3 separate regions of the Homo sapiens genome follow, and all the other regions are linked to region 3. Evidence: chromatin contacts called from ENCODE Hi-C or POLR2A ChIA-PET data. All regions are on one chromosome and are shown on one strand. The core of a region is the stretch at or near the end of the contact, and the rest is flanking DNA. Distances in the headings are between cores, read along the strand shown. Region 1 overlaps LOC105375070 (a long non-coding RNA gene). Region 2 overlaps LINC01512 (long intergenic non-protein coding RNA 1512). Region 3 has its middle 37 kb from the start of MRPS18A.

Region 1 (2,700 bases), core at 26-2,525, 160 kb before region 3:
TAGGATTTGGGTCAGAGAGGAAGCTCATGGTCAACTACTGATGCCTTTTTGAGATATGAGCAGGGTCAGATGCCACCTCCTGCTGTACAGACCCCACCAGACTTGCGACTCTGTGTGTTTACCTGTTCCTGGTAGCTGCCCCTCCCTCAGATCCCTCCTCAGGACACTTGTGAGCGCTGATTTGCTGGCCTGGTAAAAGCCTTCATTTCTCTTCTCCTTCCAGGATGTGTTGCCAATGGCCAACAAAGACATGGAGAAACCTGGACAACTGTCTAATGTCTCTGGGTTCTTGGAACGAGGAAGCCTGTATATACAGGGGATGGGGGCAGGTGACAGCGTGTGGTTCTGAGAGCACAAGTACAGGTGGCCCATCGCAGCCCTGGGGAGACATGGGTTGGATGGGGAGAACCAGAGCCCTGCCACAGACCCCAGGCATTTCCAGAGGAGGGGCCCTGGGCAGGCACCAGGCATGGCAGGGAAGAAGGGAGGTCAGCAGCTGGGGCAGGCACCAGGCATGGCAGGGAAGAAGGGAGGTCAGCAGCAGGGGCAGGCAGGGGAGGGAGGCTTTCTCAGAACTGCGTTTGAGGAAGAAGATGAGGCCTGGCAGATCTCCCTCAAACTAAACGCCCAACTCAGCTCCCTCCACCCCGAGGCTGGCTCTCCATTCTGTTGGCCCCAGAAATTGTCTCTCTTCCCCAAGAGGCAATTTAGGGGAGAGAGGAAATTTCTCCCTTTCCCAATCCCACATTCTCAGAAGGAGGGTGAGCAAGGGGAAGGGAGGCAGAGGCCCTGCCTCAGGCTCCAAGTGCCTCTGGCTTTAGTTGTCTGTTGTATGGCCTCCCGGGCCAGGTTGGACCGGTGGTGACATGGAGAGCTGGAAATCACATCCCTCTTCCTGTTCTCTGTGTGCCTGGCACATAGAAGATGCTCAATAAGTATGATCTGAGTGAACAAGTGTTCAGAGGATCCAGTAGGCTGTTTGGAGAAACAGCCAGAGTCTGCCAAGTTCCTCTGGAGTTGAAACTCAGGCCAAGAGAAAAAGGACGTTGCTTCCCCCAGGCTTCAAAGTCAAGAAGAAGGAAGTGAGAGTGAGCCAGCCAAGGATGAAACCCCCCAAAGAAAGAGGCTGCACAGAGAGCCTGAGGCGGCCTTCTCATGGCCAGGCTGAGCTGAACTGGGGCACATGAGGCAGGTGCCTGGGGCCAAACTCTCCTGAAGGTGGCTGTGCTTCTCAGTTCCCTCAGGCTGTGAGAAAAAGCAAGTGTGCACAGAGCCGCAGATCCCAGGGCTCCAGAGGGCCTTGCCAGTCACCCTCCCCCAGCCCCAGGATGCCTGCTGATTAGAGCTTTGGAGCTCAAGTCTTGGCACTGCTCAATCATTCAGCGCATATTTATTGAGCAGCCTGTCACACTGATCTGGGACCTGATCTAGCAACGCACAAGAGGCAAAGTAGCTGCCCTGGTGGGGCTTACCTTTTAATGAAGGGATACAGGTAATACATGCACACACATGCACGCATGCACACACACGCACACACACACACGCTATACAGAGTGAAGAGAACAGAGAGTGAAGAACCAGCTGGGTGGCTCAGGAGGTGACACTCGGCCAGAGACCTGAAGCAAGTAAGGCCAGAGCCACACAGGCATCTGGGGAAGAGCCTTTCAGGCAGACAGCAGCCAACACAAGGGCCTGGAGGCAGGAGCGAGTGTGGGATTTTTTTTTTATATATATACTTTAAGTTCTAGGGTACATGTGCACAACATGCAGGTTTGTTATATATGTATATATGTGCCATGTTGGTGTGCTGCGCCCATTAACTGGTCATTTACATTAGGTATTTCTCCTAATGCTATCCCTCCCCACTCCCCCAACCCCTCGACAGGCCCCGGTGTGTGATGTTCCCCATCCTGTGTCCAAGTGTTCTCATTGTTCAGTACCCACCTATGAATGAGAGCATGTGGTGTTTGGTTTTCTGTCCTTGCAATAGTTTGCTCAGAATGATGGTTTCCAGCTCCATCGATGTCCCTACAAAGGACATGAATTCATCCTTTTTTATGGCTGCATAGTATTCCACATTGTATATGTGCCACATTTTCTTAATCCAGTCTATCATTGATGGACATTTGGATTGGCTCCAAGTCTTTGCTATTGTGAATAGTGCTGCAATAAACATACGTGTGCATGTGTCTTTATGGTAGCATGATTTATAATCCTTTGGGTATATACCCAGTAATAGGATCACTGGGTCAAATGGTATTTCTGTTCTAGATCCTTGAGGAATTGCCACACTGTCTTCCACAATGGTTGAACTTGTTTACAGTCCCACCAACAGTTTAAAAGTGTTCCTATTTCTCCACACCACAATGAGATACCATCTCACACCAGTTAGAATGGCGATCATTAAAAAGTCAGGAAACAATAGGTGCTGGAGAGGATGTGGAGAAAGTGTGGGATGTTTTACAGACAGCAGAGAGGCAGCCTCGGAGCCAGAGTGGGGCTGAGTGAGGAGAGGGTGGCAGGAGACAAGATCAGGGCATGGGAAACCAGATTGGCAAAGGCACGGGGGACTTTGAGAGGCCTTGGGCTTTTACCCGGAGCGAACAGCAGCCACTACAGAGCCTGGAAGGAGGGCAGACCATGTCCCACCAGGCTCACTCTACTGTGCTGGGAGTAGACTGAGGAGGCAAAGATGGAGCA
Region 2 (2,731 bases), core at 192-2,691, 200 kb before region 3:
TTTGTGAGGGTTTGACTATGGGATGCTCAGTTCCTCCCCAGGGAGCTCATGGACTCCGGGGGACATGGCACATAAGGACTTGCTGGGCTAGAGCTTGCTCATGTTGGAAGGCACAGAAGAGCTGCCTGGAGAAGGGGTTCTGGGAGGAGGGGATACTAATACTAAAGCAAGGTTCCTAGGCTGCATCTTTTAGTTTTTTCTTTTTGTTTTGTTTTTTGTTGTTGTTTTTTGTTTTTCGTTTTTTTGAGACGGAGTTTTGCTCATGTTGCCCTCCATGTGCAATGGCGCGATCTCGGCTCACTGCAACCTCCACCTCCCGGGTTCAAGCGATTCTCCTGCCTCAGCCTCCTGAGTAGCTGGGATTGCAGGAGCCCACCACCACACTCGGCTAGTTTTTGTATTTTTAGTAGAGACGTGGTTTCACCATGTTGGTCAGGCTGGTCTCAAACTCCTGATCTCAAGTGATCCACCAGCCTTGGCCTCCCAAAGTGCTGGGATTACAGGTGTGAGCCACCGTGCCCGGCCCCTAAGACTGAACCTAAGTTGGCCAGGTGAACAAGGGGAAGGGCAGTCCGGGCAATGGGAACAGCTCGCTCAAAGGTGTGGAGGTATGAAATAGCCTGGGGTTTGCTGGAAAGGACCAATGATTCAGGGTAGCTTGGGCTGCAAGTAGAAGGAAGTGGCTGGAGAAAAAAGCACGGCCCAGGCTTGGGGAGCCTGTGGAGCCTACTAGGCCCTGGGACTTTTGGACAGGGGTGCCTTTGATGGGGTTCAAGCAGGGGAAGAGTGTGATCAGCCACAATTTTTAGCAAGGTCCTGTGGCTGCAAAGGAGCAAAGAGATCTGAGGGGCCAAGACTGGAGGTCTCTACAGTAGTCCAAGGGAGTAATGCTGGGGTCTGAGCGAAGGCAGTGCTAGTCGGGATTCCCTCCCGATCGCCTCTGCCTCTCCTTGCTTGTTGAGAATACCTACTTCTCTCCATCAGTTTGGTCCAGTCCCTCAGTCAACAGAATGTAGGTGTGAGGAGGTGGTGATGGGGATGAAAGTGAGGCCCAGAGAGAAGATTTGGGGGCCCCAGAGCAGCTGAGGGCCACAGTTCAAAAGGCAGCTGCAATATCTCTCCACTAGAGCCAGGTCTTACCCAAAGAAAGCTTCCTACAAGGCAATTGCCTCAGTTCTGTGCTTTTCCTTTCAAGAGAGAACTGAGTTCATTGAACTTAAGGGCAAATCTATATCCTTGTCCTTTCTTTGCAGAGATAATAAAGTTAATGGGATTATTTCCTGTGTACAAGAATAGGGCTGCTAAGAAAACATTGTCAAGTAAATGCTGTTTGCAAAGGCTAAACTGAAAGGCCAAATCTTCCACCAGGAGGAAGTAAAGGGTGTGTCTACACGGGCTCACGGGGAGCAGTGCCACCAGTGACTTGATTTGCCTGAGACTGACTTCCCCTCTGCTTCACCGGGCTCTGATTCATGCAGATGGCTAGAGGGCAGGGTTGCCAGGCCCATTTCCCTGGTCTCCAAGGTACCAGGTGAGCTGGCTAGTTGGTTAGTCTTTGGAAAAACAGAGTTCACCTTAGACTAAGAGAAGGCCCCAGCTGAACTTTAAAGATTGTCTGGATAACTTTCCTCCTTGTAAATGGAGAAACTGAGGATGCGGAGGGGGAGCTGGTCTCAGGTCACATGACCAGTTGTAGCAAGGCCTGGTGGGGAAGTAGAGACACAGAGATGGAAAATAACTTGCCTGGGTCATATAGCCAGCAGTTGGGTTGTAGGGGGGAAGCTGAGGCCCAGAGAGGAGAAATGGCTTGCCAGGCTCCTACAGCCTCCCAGTGGCAAAGTTTGGGATGGAACCAGGTCTTCAACTCCTAGGAGACAGCTTGCTCTGTCATCAGCCCAAGCTCCCATCCTCCCCTACTACAGAGACGGCTCAGGGAATCACTCAGGTGTATTCCTGTTTGCCGAGTCTCAATCATCCCTGACTGTGTCGCCACACCTCGAGCCCAGCAACCCTTTTAGATCTTATCAGTCCAGCCCCTATGAGGGCTCCTCACGTGGACCATCCTCAAACAGCATCCGTGTGCACAGGTGCACCAGGTGGGTGGAGCTGAGGGACATTCCAGCAGAGGGTAGACAATGGCTGGGTTAAGAGGGCTATCTTCTTTTCACACCTCCTGATTTCCTTGAGTTTGTAAATCATTATCCCAGGCTACACAAAGCAGGTATTGAGTAGGCCTTGTTGCTGTCCCTAGACACAGTAGACAGAGGCCACTCCGAGTGGCTCCTAGTGGCGGGGGGCAGCTCCCGGGCCCTCTGTCCCCCTTCCCGGCACTGGGATTGGGTTACCCCATCTAATCCCTGCTCCTCCATCCACCCTCTTTGTGGCCATTGTAATTTATAATCGAGAGGCATGATGCAACCTGCTAATTACATTGCTTGATTTTGAACACATCCCGGCTTCTCTGACTCAGGCGGCAGAGGGAGGAGGGAGCAGCAGGCGCTGCTTTGTGGCTTATCAGGCTTGGGTTATTCCACTCACACCCTCTCATGCCTCCCCCCAACCCTCAGCCTTTGTTAACCAGGGCTTGCATCACCTCCTGCTTTCCATTTCCCCGGAATTTTTTTAACGGCTTTTTTTTTATGAGCTGCTCTGTCTTGTTAGCTAATGAATGATTGTGGAGCAGTGATGGGGATCGCTTTGTGCCTCTATTAAATGTTACATGATTGCAATT
Region 3 (2,700 bases), core at 86-2,585:
CAGGCTGGTCTCAAACTCCTGGACTCAAGCAATCCTCCCGCCTTGGCCTCCCAAAGTGCATCATTTGTTATTTTTAGGTAGATGCATAAGCAGATCATCAAAACATTAGGTGGTTAGTGCAGAATAAGGCAATGTAGATCCAGGGCATCCTGGGAGCACTGGAGAGGAGCCCCAACGTGCCAGGTACAGCCCAGCCAGGGAAGAGAGTCAGGACACTGGGCATAGATGCCCTCCCTGCGTCACCTAACCCTGCATCCCTGGAACCCACTGGCCACCCCCAAGGATGTTGCCTTTCTGAAGTGCTGGAGCAAGTGGAGAGGGGCAGAAGAAATGCATGTGCCCCACCTCCCTGCGGACAAGAGGGGAGAGAGGGTACACAGGTGGCCACAGGCAGGCAGAATAGGGCCTGCTTTCATGGGCCACCTCCTCCCAGGACCCTGGCTCTCCAAAGTGCCTGCCACCCTGTCTGGTGATAGAAATGCTGGGGAGTTGGGAGGAGGGCGGGTGCCCTAACACTCAATCCACATGGAGCAGAATGAAGGGGCAACTCCCCTTTCATGGAGTTCTTTCCTAGACCCTAGAGTTCAAGAGTTCAGGACTCCTGTTCACAGGAGCACACTATCTTTCCACCACTCTCAGCAGGGAGTATCACTGCCCCCACCTCTTAGATGAGTACATGGAGGCTGAGAAGGGACACTGATCTTTCTCAGTCACTCAGTTCAGAAGTGGCAGCGGAAAGTCAGCATCTGGGCTGGCTGCAAAGTGGCCACTCTTCTTCTCCTTCCCCGTTCTGCTTCTCCCAATTTGGGGTGCCCAGGAAAGCCTATTATGTAGGGAGGGCAGGGCTGTGAGACTCAGGGGAGGTGGGGGAGTGAGAGGCAGATATTGCTGTGTAAAATGACCTGGATCTGTGGTGAGGGCTCCAGGATTGGTGGAGAGAGCAGGGTACAGAACTGGGTTGGGGGGTTACAGCCAGGAAGAGATGGAACCACAGGGAGGAAGCCCCGCCTGCCCCCCATCCTCATCACAATAGGCATCGTGGCAAACAGAAGGAGGAAGGGGCAAGGCCCCAACCCCTCCTCCACAGTATCACCTGGCCAGGCAGCCCCATTCCCAGCCCTGCGCCCACAGGGACCAGGATGTGGGCAACTAGGGATAGACAAGCCCTGACGTAGACAACTCTGCGACCCCCATGCCTGGCCTCCTTAGCCACCAGCCAAATACTCTTTGTGGTTTGGGCACCGGCCAAGCGCCCACACCCCAGCTCACGGGACCACAGCTTCCCTGTTGCATCAGGTTACTGAGCGCGTGCACACGCCCCAGAGCCTGTTACACAACTGTGGTGCGCGTGCGCAGCACCCACACACCCTGGGTGGCTCCACAGTCCCACAGAAGAAACCGCAGCCTTGCCTGGAGTGCACAGGGCCCGCTCCAGACTCTTGGCATTGAGAGCTGGAGATGGGGGTTAGGGGGAGGAGGGTGCCTGGTCTGGGGCCAGGATCTGTGAGCTCCACCACTGGCTCATTGTGAAACACCAGTAAGTCATGGCCCCTCTCTGAGCCTGTTTCCCCACCTAGAAAGGAAGCTCACCTTCCACCCTGATGATCTACATACCCAATTGCCCTCTGCGCCCCTCAACACCCTCCAAACCACCACCACCATCTCCCTTCCTGTAGGAATGTCAGCAAGAGAGGGAAGCAAGAATCTGCACAGAGAGGAGACGGAGGGGTGGATAAGATGACCTCTAAAAGGGCCCTTTCCTCTTGGGGCTTCTCCCCAGTAGAAGTGGGTGTGCCTTGAGGGGAGCTCCATCATCACCCTTTCTCCAGGAAGACCGAGGACAGTGGCCAGAGCTCTTTTGAGAAGAGACTAAGGAGCAGGAGGCAGGGGATGGGTAACTTTCTTCTGGAGGCAGGGGATGGGTAACTTTCTTCTTTGTAGTTTTTTCCCCCACTTTTCTACAACAGACATGTGTCACACACTACTTGCAATGGGTGGAGGAGGGAGTGTGTTGGGAGGGCAAATGCTCTTGGGGAAGGTTAATGTATCAAGCACACCCCCTTTCCCACCCTTAAGCCAGCATTTCCCTAACTATGTTGTGGCAAACGGGCTCAAATAAGCACAGGAAACCTGAGTTAAACACAGTCTAACAGGTTTTCTTGACTGCAGGACTTCTCTGAGCCTCTAACATGCTAATCTGGGCTACAACCCTCAGAGACGAGGGACGAGACAAGGAAACGCATTTAATCTCAGAGCTCTTTATAGGGGAGCATCTCAAGATGCACTTACTAGGCACTGCTGGAACTCAGAGTCCGGTGGCACGCCAGGCCCACACCCCATTGGTGAAGAGCCTCCATGGAGGAGAGACAGCCTAGGCCCCGGAGGACACCAAGGGCAGATGCCCTAGGCAGCTACCTCCCACTGCGTGAGTCCAATCCCAATCCTTCTCCCCAGAACTGGTCCAAGACCTGTATCCCAGTTACGAAGGCAGGTAGTAATGTGGGAGGGCCCATGGGTGGCCCTGCCGCTTCCCTGAAGTTACTTAGATCTGCAGTGACCCCTGCTGGCTCTAGCCAAAATCACCCCTCCCCTTACTCCTCACCTTCCTCCTTGCCAATCCCTGGCCCTCCAGCCTCTTCCTCATTAGCCTTGACGCAGCCCCATCAGGACCCACCGTGACCACACCCAAACACCAGATCC

What was found. Hi-C counts contacts between places; a loop is a spot of excess contacts on that map. ChIA-PET counts read pairs that join two places held with the same protein, here RNA polymerase II (POLR2A). Pooled maps may share reads with other maps.
Region 1: a map with no recorded cell type shows a loop between it and region 3 (9-fold over the local background). The contact joins two enhancer-like sites. A Hi-C loop is called at or near these places in 2 of 37 single-sample maps with no recorded cell type and 3 of 50 pooled maps. POLR2A ChIA-PET finds 5 or more read pairs at or near these places in 1 of 52 experiments (WTC11).
Region 2: a loop to region 3 is called in a map of Calu3, with 15 times the contacts of the local background. The contact joins two enhancer-like sites. A Hi-C loop is called at or near these places in 2 of 168 maps with a recorded cell type or tissue (Calu3 and mammary epithelial cell) and 6 of 50 pooled maps. POLR2A ChIA-PET finds 5 or more read pairs at or near these places in 3 of 52 experiments (Caco-2, HepG2 and WTC11).

The regions. Positions count from the first base shown.
Region 1 is chr6:43,882,619-43,885,318 of GRCh38, reverse strand. The region is part of intron 2 of LOC105375070 (a long non-coding RNA gene); the gene reads right to left. Among named protein-coding and RNA genes, the nearest start is that of LINC01512, 7.1 kb to the left of the region's middle. RefSeq lists an enhancer at 931-1,010. Within about 2 kb of position 1,275, at least 6 of the 41 ENCODE cell types and tissues checked have a DNase peak (open chromatin) inside an H3K27ac peak, as active enhancers do.
Region 2 is chr6:43,926,626-43,929,356 of GRCh38, reverse strand. All of the region lies in intron 1 of LINC01512 (long intergenic non-protein coding RNA 1512), which reads right to left. Among named protein-coding and RNA genes, the nearest start is that of LINC01512, 37 kb to the right of the region's middle. Within about 2 kb of position 1,441, at least 10 of the 41 ENCODE cell types and tissues checked have a DNase peak (open chromatin) inside an H3K27ac peak, as active enhancers do.
Region 3 is chr6:43,723,871-43,726,570 of GRCh38, reverse strand. No RefSeq gene overlaps it. Among named protein-coding and RNA genes, the nearest start is that of MRPS18A, 37 kb to the right of the region's middle. RefSeq lists an enhancer at 1,541-1,630. Within about 2 kb of position 1,335, at least 13 of the 41 ENCODE cell types and tissues checked have a DNase peak (open chromatin) inside an H3K27ac peak, as active enhancers do.